2 separate regions of the Homo sapiens genome follow, and region 2 is linked to region 1. The links are chromatin loops, found by intact Hi-C in ENCODE. Cell type or tissue: ascending aorta. All regions are shown on one strand. Each heading gives the region's core, and the rest is flanking DNA. Links, peaks and the distances in the headings are about the cores only.

Region 1 (9,499 bases), core at 446-8,445:
GGTACAGAGAGGCTAAATAGCCCAAGGTCACAACTGCCAGTAATTGATAGAGTAAGGATTCAAACCAGACTAGTCTGCCAGGTGACCCCTTAACCACTAAATCATGCTGCTTCTTATCAACATCGTGGTGTATATCATGCTCTTTTTTTCTCTCTTTTTTTTTTGACACAGGGTCTGGTTCTGATGCCCAGGCTGGAGTGGCAGCGACACAATCATAATTCACTGAAGCCTTGAACTGCTGGGCTCAAGCTATCCTCCCACCTCTGCCTCCTAAAGTGCTAGGATTATAGGCGTGAGCCAACACGCCCAGCCCCATACTAACTTTTTAGAAATTAAAACCTCAGAAGGTTTTAATGAACCAATTGCCAATTCAGTTCCTTCTTAAAAGTCTTGTTGCTATGATAAAATACATTCCTCCTAACCACTCTTTCAAGATTATTAAATGATCTCAATTGGGTAACAAAAGAAGCAAAACACTTTTCACAGTCTCAGAAACTTGCAAGGCAGGAAGGCAATGGACTGAGAATAGCAAAACAATTCTAACTGATAGAGAAAACATTAAAGATGTACATTATCTGACTTTTAAGCTTATTATTAATATAAAACTAGTAACTAGTAATCAAGACGTGGTAGTGGCAACAAGATAGTGGTACTTTCATCAAGATAGATCAACAGAACAGAACTGAGGGTACAGAAATAGACCCACATATATATGGCCAACTGATGCTTATCTAAAGTGTCAAGGCAGTTTAATAGGAAAAGGATAATCTTTTCAACAAAAGGTGCTGGACCAACTGAATATGCAAACAGGAAAAATAAACCTTGACCCTAATTTCATACCATATACAAAAATCAACTCAAAATGATTCACAGACCGAAACGTAAGAGCTAAAACTAAAAAGTCTCTAGAAGAAAACATAGGAGAAAATCTTAGCAATCCTGGGTAAGATTTCTTAAATAGCACACAATAAATTGATAAGCTAGACCTGATCTAAATTAAAAACTTTTGTCCTTCAAAAAGTATTGCTAGCCGGGCACAGTGGCTCACGCCTGTAATCCCAGCACTTTGGGAGGCTGAGGCTGGTGGATCACCTGAGGTCAGGAGTTCAAAACCAGCCTGGCCAACATGGTGAAACCCGTCTCTACTAAAAATACAAAAAATTAGCCGGGCATGGTGGCGGGCGCCTGTCATTCCAGCTACTTGGGAGGCTGAGGCAGGAGAATCACTTGAACCCAGGAGGTGGAAGTTGCAGTGAGCCGAGATCGTACCATTGCACTCCAGCCTGGGCAACAAGAGCAAAACTGTCTCAAAAAAAAAAACAACACTGTTAAGAAAATGAAAAGACTTAGATATGATGAACACATACATAAATAAGAAAATGAAAAGGCAAGCCCCAAGATGAAAGAAACTATTTTGTAAAACATATCCAATGAGACGTGTATCAAGAATATATAAAAAGAACCCTTACAACTCAATAAGAAAACTCAATTTTTAAAATGAGCAAAATATCTGGACACTTCACCAAAGATACATAAACAGCCAAAAAAGCGCATGAAAGGATGTTCAACACCATTAGTCAGTAGGGAAATGGAAATTGAAACCACAACAAGATACTATTACAAATTCAATAAATGGCTCAATTTAAAGACACAGATAATACTAGGTATTGGTGAGGATGTCACCACCAGTGTGTAGAACTCTCATACACTGCTGGTAGAAATGTGACATGGGAAACTGCTTGGCAGTTTATCATAAACACACGCTGTACTTAGCACATATGCAACAATTCTACTCCTTAGGTATTTGCCCAGAAAAATGAGAATACATGATTACATAAAGACCTGGTCATCAGTATTTATAGCGTCTTTATTCATAATAGCCAAAAACTGGAAACTCGACTGTCCATCATCTGATGAATGAATAGGTACATCATAATATATGCATACAATGGCATACTACTCAGTAATAAAAAGGAATGAACGACTGATTCAAACAACACAATGGTTATTCATTACAAGCAAAATGAATAATAAGCATTATTATTCATTATTTGGAGATTCAACATGGATGAATCTCAAAAGCATTATGCTAAGCGAAATAAGCCAGACACAAAGACTACATAACTATGGTTCTAGCTGCATGAAATTCTAGAGTAAAAACCACGGTGATAAAAAGCACATCAGTTGTTGCTAATGGCTAAGGAACAGGTGGAGAAGATTACAGCCAAGACATAAAAGGGAACTTTCTGGGTATGATGAAAAGAGACTATATGATGATTGTGGTGGTAGTTACATAACTGTATTAACATTTATCAAACTGTTGTCTTAAAATGGTGAATTTATGGTATGTTAATTATACCTCATCAAAGCTGACCAAAAACAAACAAAAGGTCAGACACTATGGCTGAGGCCTACAATCCCAGCACTTTTGGAGGCTGAGGCAGGAGGACTGCTTGAGGTCAGCAGTTCAAGACCACCCTGGGCAATACAGGGAGACCCCATTTCTACAAAAAATAAGTTAGCCATGTATAGTGGTACGCTTCTGTGGTCCTAGCTACTTGGGAAGCTGAGGCAGGAGGATTGCCTGAGCCTGGGAGGTCAAAGCTGCAGCAAGCCATGATCATGCCACTGCACTACAGCCTGGGAAACAGAGCAAGACCCTATCTCAAAACAAAAAAAAAAAAACAAACAAAACCCAATTACTTGCAGGCCCTGCCTCTTGTCCACCCAATGCTGGTATTCCCAAAAGTTCTAGAACCTCCTTTTTCTTCTCAGTATATATTTTTTCTTAACATCAACCACTTCCTGTTCATTGCTAAAGCTTAACTCATCATCACTACAGATACCTCCCAAATCACCTCTGATGAGCATTTCTGCAGAACACAAGTGGTTTTTTTTTTTTCTCTTTGAGATAGGGTCTTGCTCTGTTGCCCAGGCTAGAGTGCAGTGGCTATTCACAGGTGCAGTCATAGCTCAGTGCACCCTCAAGCTCCTAGGCTGAAGCAATCTTCCCACCTCACCTACATAATCTTTACCTGTCAAAATCCACACTTTTCCTTCAAAGGCCTATCTCAAAGGTGACTTCTTCCATGAAGCTTTTCATGTTGTAATCACCCTACGCTCACCAACACAGATTTACTCACTTCCTCCTCTAACTCTCTTACTTTTGCTTACACACATGTACATTTATCATACTCTGCCTGGTTTGTTATTATTTGCGTACCTGTCTTCATCACTACTGCTCCATCCACCCCACAACCAGACTCATGCTTTGCAAGGCTGGTACTCTGCCCTACTCTTTTGTCCCTTTCAGCCACTGGCACCCTAGCTTTCTCACTGCAAGGGCTCAGAACATTGTAGAAGAGGAATTAATTCTGGTCTAACAAGTCTACGGAGAAATAACAAAATTAGTTACAGTGGGGGCTATAAGGATAAATCAGATAATAGATTGCATTCTGCCTTTGTTGTTGTAAGTTGGAACTCTGCCCAGAGAGAGATTGCCCCCACCCACTCCGAGACAGTCTTGCTCTGTCATCCAGGCTGGAGTGCAGTGGTGTGATCTCAGCTCACTCTTCAATTCTCCTGCCTCAGCCTCCCAAACAGCTGGGATTACAGGCATGCGCCACCGCGCCCGGCTAAGTTTTATATTTTTAGTAGAGACAGGGTTTCACCATGTTGGCCAGACTGGTCTTGAATTCCTGACCTGGTGATCCACCCACCTCGGCCTCCCAAAGTGCTGGGATTACAGGCATGAGCCACCACACCCGGCCTGAGTGATTTTTTTAAGGCTCAAAATCCACTAAACCAAATCTTCCTCCAAGAGCATTTTCATTATAACACTACCCTACTTTATAAATTTGCAATAATTTAAAATGGGTCCTGGACTAGGCATTCTCTATTTGCCCCCAACCTCCTCAAATCAAGCCTATTCTCTACCCTTCAAGCTCTGCTTTGCACCCTGTGAGGCTGTCCTCTGGCATTACACTGCCCAAGTTCTCTTCTTACTTCCAGTTGCATTGGGCCATTGAGAGGCACACATAGGAGGAAATGGGAGGATGAGAAGTAAAAGAAATTGGGGTTTTCATTTCTCTAGCTCCCTTCCCACCTCACAAAGCCATTTCCTCTAGGGCTACAGGTCCTGACCACTAGCTTGGCTTCCATTGCTCCAGCTCTCATCAGTTTCCAGTGTTCCTCTTCTTTTCCCCTCAGACTTAAAAGTGTACTAATGGCTTCCCAATAGTGTTAGGCCTTGGGAACATGACAATACTCTGCTGCTCTCCTTAACCCTTCCCAAAACTCTACAACTAGTCCATTTATTTCCTGTCAGGACCCTCACTGATGTAGATAGCTCCCCAGGCTTAAAATCACTTAGTCTGCTTAAGGTTCACAATCAACTGTCCCCACCAACCTAATAAATTTTACCACACCACACTCCCCAACTGTCTCTGCTCTAGTCAGGTAGGAATTCCTACCAATTCCTACATCACTCAGTTGAGATATGTTCAATCCTACCTTTGTGCCCCCACTCATGCTGTTGTCCTCTGTAATGCCCGCCCCTTCCTTTCCACTTATACTTCCTACAGTTACTAATTCAAATCCTACCTCCCCCGCCCCCTGCCCAAATTAAACCTGCTTGAACAACCTTAACCCTCAATTATCTTTCTTATCTTGGAATTTCTGTATCTGTCACAAGGAACTACTTTGAAAATAAATATTAGTTGTTACCCTATATGGTCTCTAATTGTTCATCATATATCCCCTAAAGGTAAGTAACATCAGCTATTTTAAGTTTCTTCTTTTGTATTCCTTTATGGAAGTTTAGCATAACATTATAGTAATTCTAGTTGACAAAAAAAAAAAAATACATCACTACAATGTCCTAGTACAAAAAGTTTGTGACAAGCAGCTATAAGCAAATTTATTATGTTTTTAATGATTTTGTTTTCAATGTAATGATTCTGAATAACGGCTGCTATCAAACTTGGGTGGTTTCTTTTTTAGAACATCAACGTACTTTTTCTTTCCTCAAAGAAACAGGGTCTTGCTCTGTTGCCTAGATTAGACTGCAGTGGCACAATCACAGCTCACTGGAGCCTTGAACTCCTGGGTCCAAGTGATCCTCCTGCCTCAGCATCCTGAGTAGCTAGGACTACAAGCACATGCTACCACTCAGCTAATTTTTTTCTTTTTTCCAGAGACAAGGTCTCACTATGTTGCCAAGGCTGGTCTCAAACTCCTGGCCTCAAGCAATCCTCCTGTCTCAGCCTCCCAAAGTGCTGGAATTACAGGCGTGAGCCACTGTACACTGCTCATCAATATACTTTTTAACGAAAGGATCTTTGGGGAAAAAAAAGAGTAAAGTAAGTTATCCACTTGTCAAGTTCAACAGTCTGTTACGGTAATAGATACAATTAATCCAGAAATGCAAACAGAAATGTCAGCACACACAAATACCTTAATTTGCAGCTGACCAGTGGCCACAAAGCAGACACTAGATGTCAACAGAAGTATACTTTCTAGAGGAATGAAGATCCTGAGGGTCCTTATCATATTGTCTGTAGAAAAAAATCACCTCCCATGTCTTTAGAACCATCAATCTGTTAGCAACTATAAAGGAAAGCCTACATCATGACAATCAACATTTTTAGTAAATTTATCCTCACAGAACTCCCAATGTTATATCCAATTGATACTTCAAGAACTCATTCTTATGGCCTCCCTAAAATAAAAAATGAAGAAATAGCAAAAATATCAGAAGTAAGTACTCTGGCTAGCTCCTCAAATAGTCACAGAATACTTACATATGAGTATGATTTTAAGGAGAAAAAAATAAAATTCAAAAGATTATCTGAAAGAGTTAATGGTATCAAAAGAAATAGGGATGGAGGGGGAAGACACAATAGTATCAACCACTGACTGGCTTCAAAGTTACCTTTAACCTCTTCATCAAAAAATAAACAAAAATAAAGGCATGAACCCCTAGTATATTCTAATGAACCAAGGGTCAGTCCTATTTGTACATTTTTCTAAATCTGTAATTATGTGTTAATTTTAATAAAGGTATTCTGACTTACCACTACAAACAACCTAACAAGAATGTGCAAGATTTATCCATAGTAAATTCCACTGCATACAAAGCAGTGCTCCTAAAAGACTCAGAACCTCAAAGCATATAAAGATACATAAGCAATTACAGTACAATATGATAATGTTCCCATAACAAGGCTACACATCAGGAGCTGTGGATAACACTAAGATAATGAAGAGAAAGAATGGCCAGGACACAACAGACCAATCCTGGGCCACTGCAAAAGTTGAGTTGAGAAATATGGGCCTAAAATAAAAGAGGAACAATATATTGAACTTGTACGGAGTTGAATTTTAAGGACATTTAGAAGGTATACTCAGCAGGACTAGGCTCAGTCAACATTTTCTTAGTGTAGTTTTAATCAAGAAACAAAGTACTGTTTAAACTAAGAAATATCCTATTCATTGCAGCCTTGTTTAGAATAGCAAAAAAAAAAAAAAAAGTAATAAAAGCAATGAAAAGGGGAAATGACGTTTTTTGTTTTCTGCTTTTTTAAAATAGAGATAAGGTCTCACTATGTTGCCCAGACTAGTCTCGAACCCCTGGGTTTAAGCAATCCTGCCTCAGCCTCCCAAAGTGCTGTGATTACAGGTGTGAGCCACTGCACCCAGCCAGGAAACAATCTAAAGTCCACAAATAATAAACTGGTTAAATAAATTATACACATATACTAGAATTCAAGGCAGTCATTAAAATGAATGAGGAAGATCTACAATTATTTGGAATGTATTAAGTTGAAAATGATTACTATGATATACTAAGTTAAAAATACATTAAGATGCAGACCAAGCACCCACATCAAAGTATACATACAAAAGAATTAAAAGCAGAGACTCAAACAGATATTTGTACACCAATGTTAATAGGAGCATTATTCATAATAATCAAAAGGCAGAAATAGACCAATTGTCCATCAACAGATGAATGGATAAACAAAATGTGGTGTATACACATACACTGAAATAGTACTCAGCCATAAAAAGAAATGAAATTTTGATATATACTATGAGGAGATCTTTAAACTATTATGTTTCATGAAATAAGCCATTTGTGTAAAAATAAAAAAAAAGAGGGGCTATATATATGAATGCATTACTAGAGTGGTTGAAAATCTCTGGAAGACACATAAGAAACCAATGACAGTTAACTCTGGGAAAAACTAGGAAAATGAAGATACAGTATGAATGAATGAAAGGGAGATATATCTTTTGCTATAACCTTTTTTATACTATGTAAGTTTCTTAACATTTGCATATATTGCTTCTTTTTTTTAATTTAAAAAAAGGGCAAAGATAGTTTTCTATGGATGCTAAAACCAATGGGAAAGCGTTGTAGGAGAGACAACTTTCACGTGATCTCAAAATACCACCACCTAATTGTTTATTAATTACAAAGGGGAAAAAAGTGTACATTTGCAAAGAAATAATCTGGTGATAGTCACCACCTTAAGCAATCAAATTTAGCATTACCTATAAAGAAGGAAAATGGCACTGAGTGCCTCCTGAGGTGATTTAAGGAGTACATAACATCACCTACATAGTGTTAATGCAGCAAATGTTTAACTTGAATATGTGATATTAAAGAACCAAGAGGCAAATTCACATTGTAGGACATTGTATAAGACAACTGGCCTAGATTATTCAATAAAGTTAATGTCATTTGGGAAAAAAAAAGGCTGGGGTTTACTCTAGATTTAAAGAAACATAAACACCAAAAGCAATATATGAATGTGATTGGATCCTGGACCCGAAAAAAACAAAAAGCAACTATAAAAGATATGTGGGAAACAAGAAAGATTTAAACACAAATGTTGCATATTAGGTGACAATGAATTAATGTTATTTTCCATCGGTGTGATAAAAGTATTGTGGTTAAGTTGGAGAATGTCCTTCTTCTTAGAAGATACATGCCAATGTACTGGGAGAGGACAGGGAGGATCATGATGACTACAAATTAGTCTCACTTAAAGCAAAATGTATGCATGTTTAGAGGGGAGGAAAAAAGCAGTTGCACCAAAATGTTGCAATTTGTGAATCTAGGTGAAAAGCGCTATTCTTCATTTTTTCTATAAATCTGAGAAATTTTCAAAATCAGAATTTGGGGAGGAGTATAGAAACAGCTGAATCAGGCACAGCTGAGCCCCGGTAACATAAAAGATGAAAGGGGCCGGGCGCGGTGGCTCACGCCTGTAATCCCAGCACTTTCGGCGGCCGAGACGGGCAGATCACGAGGTCGGGAGATCGAGACCATCCTGGCTAACATGGTGAAACCCCGTCTCTCCTAAAATTATACAAAATTAGCCGGGTGTGGTGGCAGGTGCCTGTAGTCCCAGCTACTCAGGAGGCTGAGGCAGGAGAATGGCGTGAACCCAGAAGGTGGAGCTTGCAGTGAGCCGAGATCGCGCCACTGTACTCCAGCCTGGGCGACTCAGTGAGACTCCGTCTCCAAAAAAAAAAAAAAAAAAACAGAAAGGAAAAAACAAAGGTTATCTTTGACAATGAAAGTATACATAGGAATTAAATGATAAACATGGTTTTTCTATTGTTAACCATGTTCTTCCTGATGGAGCATATGTAATAAACTCATTCATTCCCAGGAGTATCTGTATTAAACAAATCTTACTTTTAATTTCCTTACAACATAATCATTTTTAAGTAATTACAGTGAATCCATCTCTATAAATTTAGAGCCAGATTTGTAACTCTCGCTCAAAAATGAGCTGGCAGAAAAACACTGTTCCCATAAACATAGACACTAAGTTGCCTACCCTTCCTACAAGTAAGAGAAAAGCCAGACAGCAAGATGACAAGTTTACTTAGGGTTGTGTTTTTACAAATTACACAGAAGGAAGCTAAAGGGCAGCGAATAGCCTGGTTCACCAAAAATCATAGGAAGACACAACCTTCCATCTCTTAAATCTTCAACCCACATTTCCATTGTTTCAAAACAGTAGGAATTCCTATGTTAGAAAATATCTAGGCAAATCTGTATTGTAACATGACTGGAGGTAAGTTTTAGCAGGGAAAATCTAAAAGGCCAAACTGATTTGGAAATGTGTATGGGCTTACTTTTCTTTGAATACATCTATTGCCTTGAGAATTCACTTTCACACAACACACTGAAGTCACACTATAAAGATCTGATTCAAAAGGAAATGGGAAGTTTCTCCTGTTTCCTCATCTTGAACTGTATCTAACTCCCTCCTGAGAATCTCTCAGGTTGACAAAAAATAAGCAGAATATGAAAATAAATCCATCCCTGTGGAACTCATGAAGCTGCACACTAGTAAGCTTCACTTCTATGAATGTATATTATACTTTGATTAAAAAAGGTTTTTAAACATTTTTAAATAAAAGACATAGGTACAAATTTAACAAAACGAACAGGATCTACATGCTAAAAATTATAAAG
Region 2 (9,499 bases), core at 406-8,405, 52 kb after region 1:
AATCCAGAATACTCTCCCCATCTGAAAATCCTTAACTTAATCATATCTGCAAAGCCCTCTTTGCCATGCAAGGTAACATATTCACAGGGGCCAGGGATTAAGACAAGGCGGTCTTTCAAAGGTCATCATTCTGCCTCCCACACAAGTTATATAACTACAAAATTTAAGACTTGGAACATGTACAAAAACGTTACTCGCAATTTCTCCATCACCCTAAACACAATCACTAATGATATCTTTCTTGAGTCTTTCCAATCTTTTTTCTGTTTACAGTTGTTCACACAGTTACAATTATACCATTTTGTATTTAACTTTTTCACTTGATAAATACCACCCACCATTTCCTATGCCTTTATGATACTCATTAGCAATGGCTGCATAATATGCCACTGAGTGGATATGTTGTCACTTATTTAACCAACTCCATGTTGTTAGACCTTTAGGTTGACATGTAGGTTTCCATCTTTTCACTCTTATACATAACGAGCCAATGAACAAATATATGCATACAGCTCTTTCTAAATATGTGGATTATTTCTTTAGAATAGATTATCAGAGGTGGGATTACCAAGCCTAAAGAAATAAACAGTTTGATGTGAACAGCCAAATTACATCCCCAAAGATTGCAGTGATTTCACTCCCACCTGTGATAAAGGAGAATGCCTAATTCACTACCCCCCATCAGTTGTTGTCACTCCAGGGGAGTGAATTCAAAGCCCTTGCCAAATGTCTTTTGACTCATTCTCTATATCCTGTATGTACTCAGGCATCTTGTCCCAAGTTATGACATTTACGGTAAACCTGAAGTGTCATGATTTCTCAGGTATGTTTTCATCACTCAGAACTGAATTAGCCAGTCAACTAAGTCAACATTTCATCCAAAGATATGTAAAGTTAGAAACCAACTTTCCAGCAGTGATTTTGATTTATTAATTTATTTTTTTAATTTTGAGACAGAGTCTCACTCTGTCGCCCAGGCTGGAGTATAGTGGCATGATCTCAGCTCACTGCAACATCCACCTCCTGGGTTCAAGCGATTCTTCTTCCTCAGCCTCCCCAGGTAGCTGGGATTACAGATGCGAACCACCAGGCCTAGCCATTTTTGTGTTTTTTAGTAGAGATGGGGTTTCACCATGTTGGCCAGGCTGGTCTCGAACTCCTGACTTTGTGATCCGCCCACCTTGGCCTCCCAAAGTGCTGGGATTACAGGTGTGAACCATCACACCTGGCCTCTTTTATTTCTTTTAATTTTATTTATTTATTTATTTATTTTTTGAGACAGTTTTGCTCTTGTTGCTCAGGCTGGAGTGCAATGGTGCAATCTCAGCTCCCTGCAACCTCCGCCTCCCGGGTTCAAGTGATTCTCCTGTCTCAGCCTCCTGAGTAGCTGAAATTACAGGTGCCTGCCACTACATCTGGCTAATTTTTGTATTTTTAGTAGAGATGGGGTTTCACCATGTCGGCCAGGCTGGTTTTGAACTCCTGACCTCAGGTGATCTGCCTGCCTTGGCCTCCCAAAATGCTGGGATTACAGGCATGAGCCACTGTGCCTGGCCTCTTTTATGGTTTCGTATAATAAACAGCACCAATCCCTGCCACAACAGCTGTGGAGCACACCTGGAACATGTCAACATGTCTTCCTTGTTTGTAGAACTGTGCCCAGCTGAACCCACCTGGTGGATCCTTAAGCTGCTCACCCTCCTGAACTCTGAAAGGGAAAGGGTCCTAACTTCCCAGACCTTGCCAAGCATGCAGCCTCAGGCCACTATGACAACACAGAGAGGTAAAGCCACATTAGCATCTAGACTTGTGGCTGCCTCTGGTCCTAAGTTAAAGCTATGCTCTGAAAATGGTAACATCACGATAGCGCTAACAGCAATGACCCACATCTACTGAGTAATGGTTAAAGTACAGGCATTGTGCTCGGTATGATTATATGGATCATCTCATTTCTCCTTACAAGAACTCTAGAAGGTATCTGCTATAAAACCATTTTAAAATGAGGAAATTGAGCCTCAGAAAAGTTAAGGAATTTGCCCAAGGCCACACAGCTAACAAGTAGCAAAACCAGGATGTGAGGCCAGATGCTATCTGACTCCAGAGGAGAATTCTTAACAACATATTAGGTGGTGTTGCTGCTAAAAATATCTGCAGCATATTGTCTTAGTGTGTTACTCATCAAAACCCAGAGTCTTAGGGAAAAGCAACCTGGTGCCTTTCTGTACATTCAAAGAAAAGCAGCAGGGTAGGCCCCTAAACAACAGTGAGGCCTTGGAAAAGAAACACAGAAATAATGAAGAGGCGTTTGTATCTTGTCCACACATTCTTTTGCTGTCTGATTCGCCTTCTCAACTGGGAAATACAATGAGGACATGTATGTGTAACTGGGTTCAGGATCCTGGTTTGTCTCTAAGATCAAAAGGTCAGCACCTTGAATTCTGGGCTATGTCATGTGTCTGCATTTCCACAGCATCCCATAATTCCAGGCCTGGCCTAAGGGCACTGGGCCAGACGGAAGCACAGATGGAAGGCCTTGGTTGGTGATCCTGAGCCAGGGTCTCTTAGCCAGGAGGCTGCACCCCAGACACAGACACTCCAGCAGAAATGTTGAGTGGGTGGATGCAGATGTTAACCTCCTCAGCCTCAAGAGCCCTCAGACCAGGCTTCAGACTCAAAATTCAATCCCAACTAGCAGTGTGAAGTTGTGACCTCCAGACTTTGACCCCTTCTAAGCACATCCTCCCTTATTGTTGCTGCCGTCTCTATTCATCCTTTTTGTGACATCGCCCCTGCTCTTCAGGCATAGATTTGTTTTGTTTAGAGACAGGGTCTCCCTCTGTCGCCCAGGCTGGAGTGCAGTGGCACAATCATAGCTCACAGCAACCTCAAACTCCTGGGCTCAAGCAATCCTCCCACCTCAGCTTCTCAAGTAGCTAGGACTACAGATATGTGCTACTATGCCTGACTAATTTTTTCATTTTTATTTTTTTGTAGAGATGGGGTCTTGCTGTGTTGCCTAGGTGGGTCTCCAATTCTTGTGCTCAAGCGATCCTCCTGCCTCAGCCTCCCAAAGTTCTGAGATTACAGGAGTGATTCACTGTGTCTGGCCCCAGGCATAGATATTGTTGTGGTAAATAGCAATAGTAATATTAGCAATAGCTGCAGCAGTAATAGTAGCAGTAGCAGCAGCAACTGCAGTAGTATTGGTAGTAACAGTAGTAGCAATGATGGAGATGGTGGTAGGAGTAATAATAGCTACCACTACTATTTACTGAGACTTTCCTGTGTTCTAGGACCTATGCTGAGTGCTTTAACTGCATTATTTTATTTCATCTTCACAACCACCTTGGGCAAGGTGGCCGTAACACTCCCATTTTACAGATGAGACAATGAAGCTCTGAGCTATCACGCAACCTAGCAGAGCTTGGATTTGAATCAGGTCTGTTTGCCTGCAAGACCCATGCTTTTAACTACCATGTTTGCTTCCTTCCTATGGAAAATGTTTTTTGTTTGTTTTTTTGAGACAGAGTCTTGCTCTGTTGCCCAGGCTGGAGTGCAGTGGTACAATCTTGACTCACCGCAACCTCTGCCTCATGGGTTCAGGTGATTCTCGTGCCTCAGCCTCCTGAGTAGCTGGGACTACAGATGCCTGCCACCATGCCCGGTTGATTTTGTATTTTTAGTAGAGATGGGGTTTCACCATGTTGGCCAGGCTGGTCTTGAACTCCTGACCTCAAGTGACCCACCCTCCTGGGCCTCCCAGAGTGCTGAGATTACACGTGTGAGCCACCATGCCTGGCCTTTTTATTTGGTCAGCTACCAGGCTGTTGTGTTGGTTGTCATGGGAATGGATCGTAAGTCCTCTATATTAGTTTCCTGTTTTGAAAATGAATTATGACGAATGTAGTAGCTTAAAACAATACAAGTTTATTATCTTGCAGTTCTGGAGGTCAGAAGCCTGAAAAAAAAATGGGTCTTATGGGGCTAAAAGCAAGGTGTTAGCAGGGCTGCATTCTTTCTGGAGGCCCTAGGGGAGATCCATTCCCTTGCCTTTTCCAGCTTCTGATGTCATCTGCATTCTTTGGCTCATGGCTGCTTCCTCCATTTTTACAAAGAACATCACTCCAACCCCTGCTTCTGTCTTCTTCTCTGCCCTGCCTTTCTTTTATAAGGACTCTAGTGATTGCATTGGGCTCACCTGGCTAATCTGGGATCATCTCCCCATCCCATGATTTCTAATTTAATCACATCTGCAAGACCTCTTTTTGCCATGTAAATTAACATAGGTTCAGGAATTAAGATGTGGACATCTTTGAGGGGCTGTTATTCGATCTACTATACTCACCAAGTGCCAGTTTCCTCAACCAAAAGCCAGGCTATGAGTTGGCCATGGGAGTGAGAAGTGAGACAGGAGGGAAGGCCTACTGAGTGGCACATGCCTACCCTGCCCTCAGATGCTCTCTCACTGGGGTTATGAAACTTGCAGACATGGGGTTGGTCTGCAGAAGGATGTGTCAAGAATAGAGGGCCAGGCTGGGCATGGTAGCTCATGCCTGTAATCTCAACACTTTGGGAGGCTGAGGCGGGCAGATCACTTGAGGTCAGGAGTTCGAGACCAGCCTGGCCAACATGGTGAAACCCTGTCTCTACTAAAAATACCAAAAGAACTAGCCAGGTGTCATGGTGCATGCCTGTAATCCCAGCTACTCAGGAGGCTGAGGCAGGAGAATCACTTGAACCCAGGAAGTAGAGGTTGCAGTGAGCTAAGATGGCCCCACTGCACTCTAGCCTGGGCGACACCAGTGATACGTCTCAAAAAAAAAAAAAAAAAAAAGAAAAGAAAAAGAAAAAAGAAAGAATAGAGGGCCAGAATGAAAGGAGCTAGTTGTTCACCCACAGAATTCAGAGTTGGGCAAAGTTAGAAGCAATGGAGAAGGCATTTAGCAGGCTTTTGTAGGCCACTGTAGGCTTTCCTCACTGCAAGATTTTTGACAGACTGCTAGAATACCTTCTGGAGCAGAAAGCTCACTTCTTCACAAGAGAGCCAAGGCCATTGCTGGCAGCTGTGTTAAAAACTTCTTCCTTAGTTGAAGTCTACTTCCTCAGAAATGCACCCATTGGTCCTATCTCTACAGAGGCTGAACAGCTGCTCCCCCACCCACTGCCTTCCGGAGGTGAGGCTTTCAAGTGTAATGAAATCTTTGAAAGGTGCTTGTACTAAATCAAAGACACCAGCTGCACCCAGGGTGTACCAGCTGCCATCATCCACTGCCACAGGAACAGTGGATCTTCTAGGTGCTTTCAGAGTCCATGAACCAGTGACAATACTAGTCTGGTGCCTGCCACAAACAAACAGGCTCTTTAAAGCAGTGCCCTGGATCAAAGAGCAGAACCAGATCATCCTTGGAAGAAAAGGGCCGAGCAGATTTGGAAACGCGGCCAGATGCCCCAGACTCCTCTCCTTATAGCAGCTGTCAGAATTACAAGAAAGTATCTGTTGATGTCCCTGGTCCCTGTGCCCTGAAAACCTTCCTCCTCACTCTCTGGCCTAGGAGTAGAAATGGTTTCCTGCTGCTGCTGATCTGAGTTGTGTCATACTCTCCAGTGCTTTCTTGATTCTTCCATTGCTTGTGTGATGTCTATTAACATCTTTCTGTTTTAAATACTCAAAGTAGTATTCGTTTTCAGACTAGACATTACTCATGTAGGCTATGTTACCTGTATTACATTACCTATATATGTTACCTTCAGCTGTCATGCTTCAAGCACCCCCTTGCTGTTCTACAAGTGCTAAATTTCCTCCTTTAGACTAGCTATTCATTTTCCCATTTAACAGCCTTGGTAACTGATTTAGAAAAAATCTCTCTCTCTCTTTTTTTTAAAGAATCTCTGAAAAGGAAGATACAGGTCTGTGTGATCCACAAAGATCAAGAGTAGGGTCCAGGCCAGGTGCAGTGGCTTATGCCTGTGAACCCAGCACTCTGGGAGGCTGAGACAGGTGGATCACCTGGGGTCAAGAGTTTGAGACCAGCCTGGCCAACATGGTAAAACCCTGTCTCTACTAAAAATACAAAAATTAGTGGCTTGTGCCTATAGTCCCAGCTGCTTGGGAGGCTGAGGCAGGAGAATTGCTTGAACCTGGGAGGCAGAGGTTGCAGTGAGCCAAGATTGCACCACTGCACTCCAGCCTGGGCACAGAGTGAGACTGTCTCAAAGAAAAACAAAAAGTGGGGTCCAGTACCCCTCAATTCAACAAATATTCACTTGGTTCCCAGCATTCATTCATTCATTCGACAAATATCTATTGAGCACTGCTATTTTTCAAGCACTGTTGTAATTGGAGGGATACAGCAGTGAACAAGACAAAGTCTTTGCCTTAATGGAGTTTATATTTAAGTGGGAAGAGACGGACAATGAACAAATAACAAATAAATCTACAGTATATCAGACTGTGATAAGAGCTACAGAGAAAATACAAAGCTGGGTAAAGGAGTGAAGAGTGCCCAGATAGACATTGCTGGGATCGCTTGAGGTCAAGAGTTCAAGACCAGCCTGGGCAACATGGTTAAACCCAGTCTCTACTAAAAATACAAAAATTAACTGGGCATGGTGGTATGTGCCTGTAGTCCCAGCTACTTGGGAGGCTGAGGCATGAGAATCGCTTGAACCTGGGAGGCAGAGATTGCAGGGAGCCGAGATTGGGCCACTGCGCTCTAGCCTGGGTGGCAGAGCAAGACCCTATCTCAAAAAAAAAAAAAAAAAGTGAGTATAAACAAATGGGGAGGTTTGTGGACTGAACTCTGAACATTCCTGTGTTCAGAGGTTAGGAAATTATGGAAGAACCAGGAGAGGGGACTGAAGAGACAGGGTGTGTGTATGTGTGTGTGTGTGTATGTGTGTGTGTAGCAAGGAGAGAGGAGAGACTGTGAATGATCCTTGGGTAACTGCAGTCCATGTCTGTCTGTATGTCTTGTACCTCTGAGTTTGTGTAGCAGAGGACAGCCACATGGACTTTGAGTCTGCAAGCAAAGTTCCAGGCATGCAGTGAAAGTTCAGTGACCTCCCCAAAAAGGGTCCATAAACTCAGTTCATGGGTCTCTCCAAGAAGCCCCTACAACTTGAGTTCAATGCAGTCCTCAAGAATGTCCTGTTGGACCTGAGTTTATCAGCCTCCCCAGACAGCCTCACAGTTAGAGTCAGTACATTTCCTAAGAACCCCCTGCCTGAATTCAGTGAGCCCCTGCAGCCTAAATTTCGCACATTTCCCAGAAAGGTCCCACAGCCTCAGTTCAGTCACTTCGCTAGGGTGTCCTTAGAATCTGAGTTCTGAGCACTTCTCAAAGGTTCCTGCAGCCCGAGTTCAAAGCATTTTGACCTCCCTGCAGGCTGATTCCCTCTATGTCCTACCCCCAGGAAACCCCTGTGCCTCTAGTCCCCATCACTCCAGGCTCACCCTCAGGCTCTAAGTTACCAAGGCCCAAGGCCAGGAAGGCATGTGAAGCCAGGAGTCTTTTACTTCAGGGAAGAAAGGACACTAGGTCTCTCTCTCTCTCTCTCTCTGTCTCTCTCTCCTGCTTACTCTGACAAAGGCCTCTGCCCCTTGCTGGCAGCCTAGTGTCCCCATCTGCCAAGCCCCTAGGAGACCCTCAGTGGTGGCCACAGGTAGATCAGGGTGCAGACTCAGGATGGTGAGAAAGAAGGATCCCAGGAGAGAAGGGGGCTGAGTCTCCCTGGCAGCTCTGTCTTTCTCCCATTTTTCTCTTTCTCTCACCTCTGCTGGTAGCAACACCCAGGTCATGCACCCTGAATGGACTCTACAGTGAATGGGAGGAGCAAAGGGAAAGGGAAGGCATAGAAGGCCAAGGGAGTCCTAAGCTAGGCCAGCATCTTGGCAAGGAGCTGGCAGAGCTCCCCAATGTTAGAGAGCTCAACACCACTCCCCTTGGGAGAATCTCTGATGTTAGAGGGCTCTTCGATACCCCCCAACCCTCAGGAAAAAATGTTTGGGGCTGGGCGTGCCAAGGGCTCTGGTCCTCAGTCTGCTGCAGAGAGTAGAAAAACATTTATTCAAAACTATTCTCTAACCCCCTCAATGCCAAAAAAGTTTATCCTGATATCAACAGGGACTCTTTGCAGGGTTTTAAGCAGGTGAGGGGAACGTCATGCTGGGGTTGTAGAAAGCATCCGCCAGCTGGTGCCCCAGGGAATGGGAGAGCAAAAGCAGAAAGACCAGTGAGGACTTTGTTGCACTCGTCCTAGCAAGAGATGAGGGGGACTTAGGCTAGGGGAGCAGCAACGTTGTTGGAGGATGTAGAAGTATGTGAGAGAATGTTTTCATTTTATTCTTTTTATAAGATGGGTCTCGCTATGTTCTATAGGCTGGCCTTGAACTCCTGGGATTAAGTAATCCTCTTGCCTCAGCCTCTGGAGTAGCTGGGACTACAAGTATGCATCACCATGCCAGGAAAGAGAATGTTTAAAGGGCAAAATGGACAGGTCTTGGAGATGGTTTTGGTATGTGGGAGAAGGCAAGAATTCATTCAATGCCAGGTGTGGTTGCTCATGCCTGTAATCCCAGCACATTGGGAGGCTGAGGTGGGAGGATCAGTTGAGGCCGGGAGTTCAAGACCAGCCTGGGCAACATAGTGAGACGCCATCTCTATTTAAAAAAAAAAAAAGATTTTCATTCAACAAATACTTATTAGGCACCTCCTAAGCCAGTTCCACGTGCTTGGAATATAGGCTTTAAACAAGTAAGAAAAAAATCCCTGCCCCGTGAGTTCACATTCCAGAGAGTGACTCCCAGGTTTCTGCTTCTTATGACTGGGTAGATGATGGTGTGTGTCACTGAGATAGGGACATGGAAAGAGAAGCTGGTTTGGAAGGGGAGGGGTGCTGAGGTCCATTAGACATGGTTCGCTTGAGGTGCCTGTGGGATGACCAGGGAGGCTGGCCAGGCAGGACTTGTGGCTGGAGCTCAGATGAGAGGTCTGGCCTGGCAGGAGGTAGAAATTTGGTAGTGGCCACACATGGATGGTTCTGAATTTAAGGGAGATGGGAGACTGACCAGGCAAGCAAGTGCAGTCCAAAGACAGACCAGACTCTGAGGAAACAGATGGTGGCCTAGCTTAGGGCTCCCTTGGCCTTCTATGCCCTCCCTTTAGGGAAGGGAGGAGTGAGGGAAGCAGAGGGGTGATGAGAATTGGGAGAACCAGGAGAGTGGGGTGCCATTGAGCCACTAGGAAAGCCAGTACAGCCCCGAGAGAGGGATCCATTAGATTTGCTCACCAGGCCACTCAGTGACGCCGATGGGGGCAGGTAGTATCAAAGGAATGATGGGATTGGATCTCAGTGGACTGAGGAATAACAAGGAATGAGGAATCAGAGAGAGTTGTGGGTCCTTCTTTCAAAAAGTTTGGCCAGGAGGAGGAGGAGGAGGTAGCCCATCTGTGCCCTCTAGGGAGAACAGGTGTCAGGGCACAAAGGAGAGTACATGTCA

Evidence for each region. A loop is a pair of places that touch in the nucleus more often than their neighbours do. Peaks named below come from ENCODE experiments on the same cell type or tissue, not always from the same donor. Only the 100,000 strongest peaks of a DNase experiment are listed, where the experiment ranks them.
Region 2: a loop joins it to region 1, with 3 times the contacts of the local background. A loop is called at or near these places in 3 of 110 quality-filtered maps.

The regions. Positions count from the first base shown.
Region 1 is chr15:63,803,276-63,812,774 of GRCh38, forward strand. All of the region lies in intron 1 of HERC1 (HECT and RLD domain containing E3 ubiquitin protein ligase family member 1), which reads right to left. Among named protein-coding and RNA genes, the nearest start is that of HERC1, 26 kb to the right of the region's middle. In ascending aorta, for the core only: no CTCF peak of the experiment used is centred there; no DNase peak of the experiment used is centred there.
Region 2 is chr15:63,855,168-63,864,666 of GRCh38, forward strand. No RefSeq gene overlaps it. Among named protein-coding and RNA genes, the nearest start is that of MIR422A, 11 kb to the right of the region's middle. RefSeq lists an enhancer at 5,294-5,353. In ascending aorta, for the core only: no CTCF peak of the experiment used is centred there; a DNase peak (open chromatin) is centred at 3,780.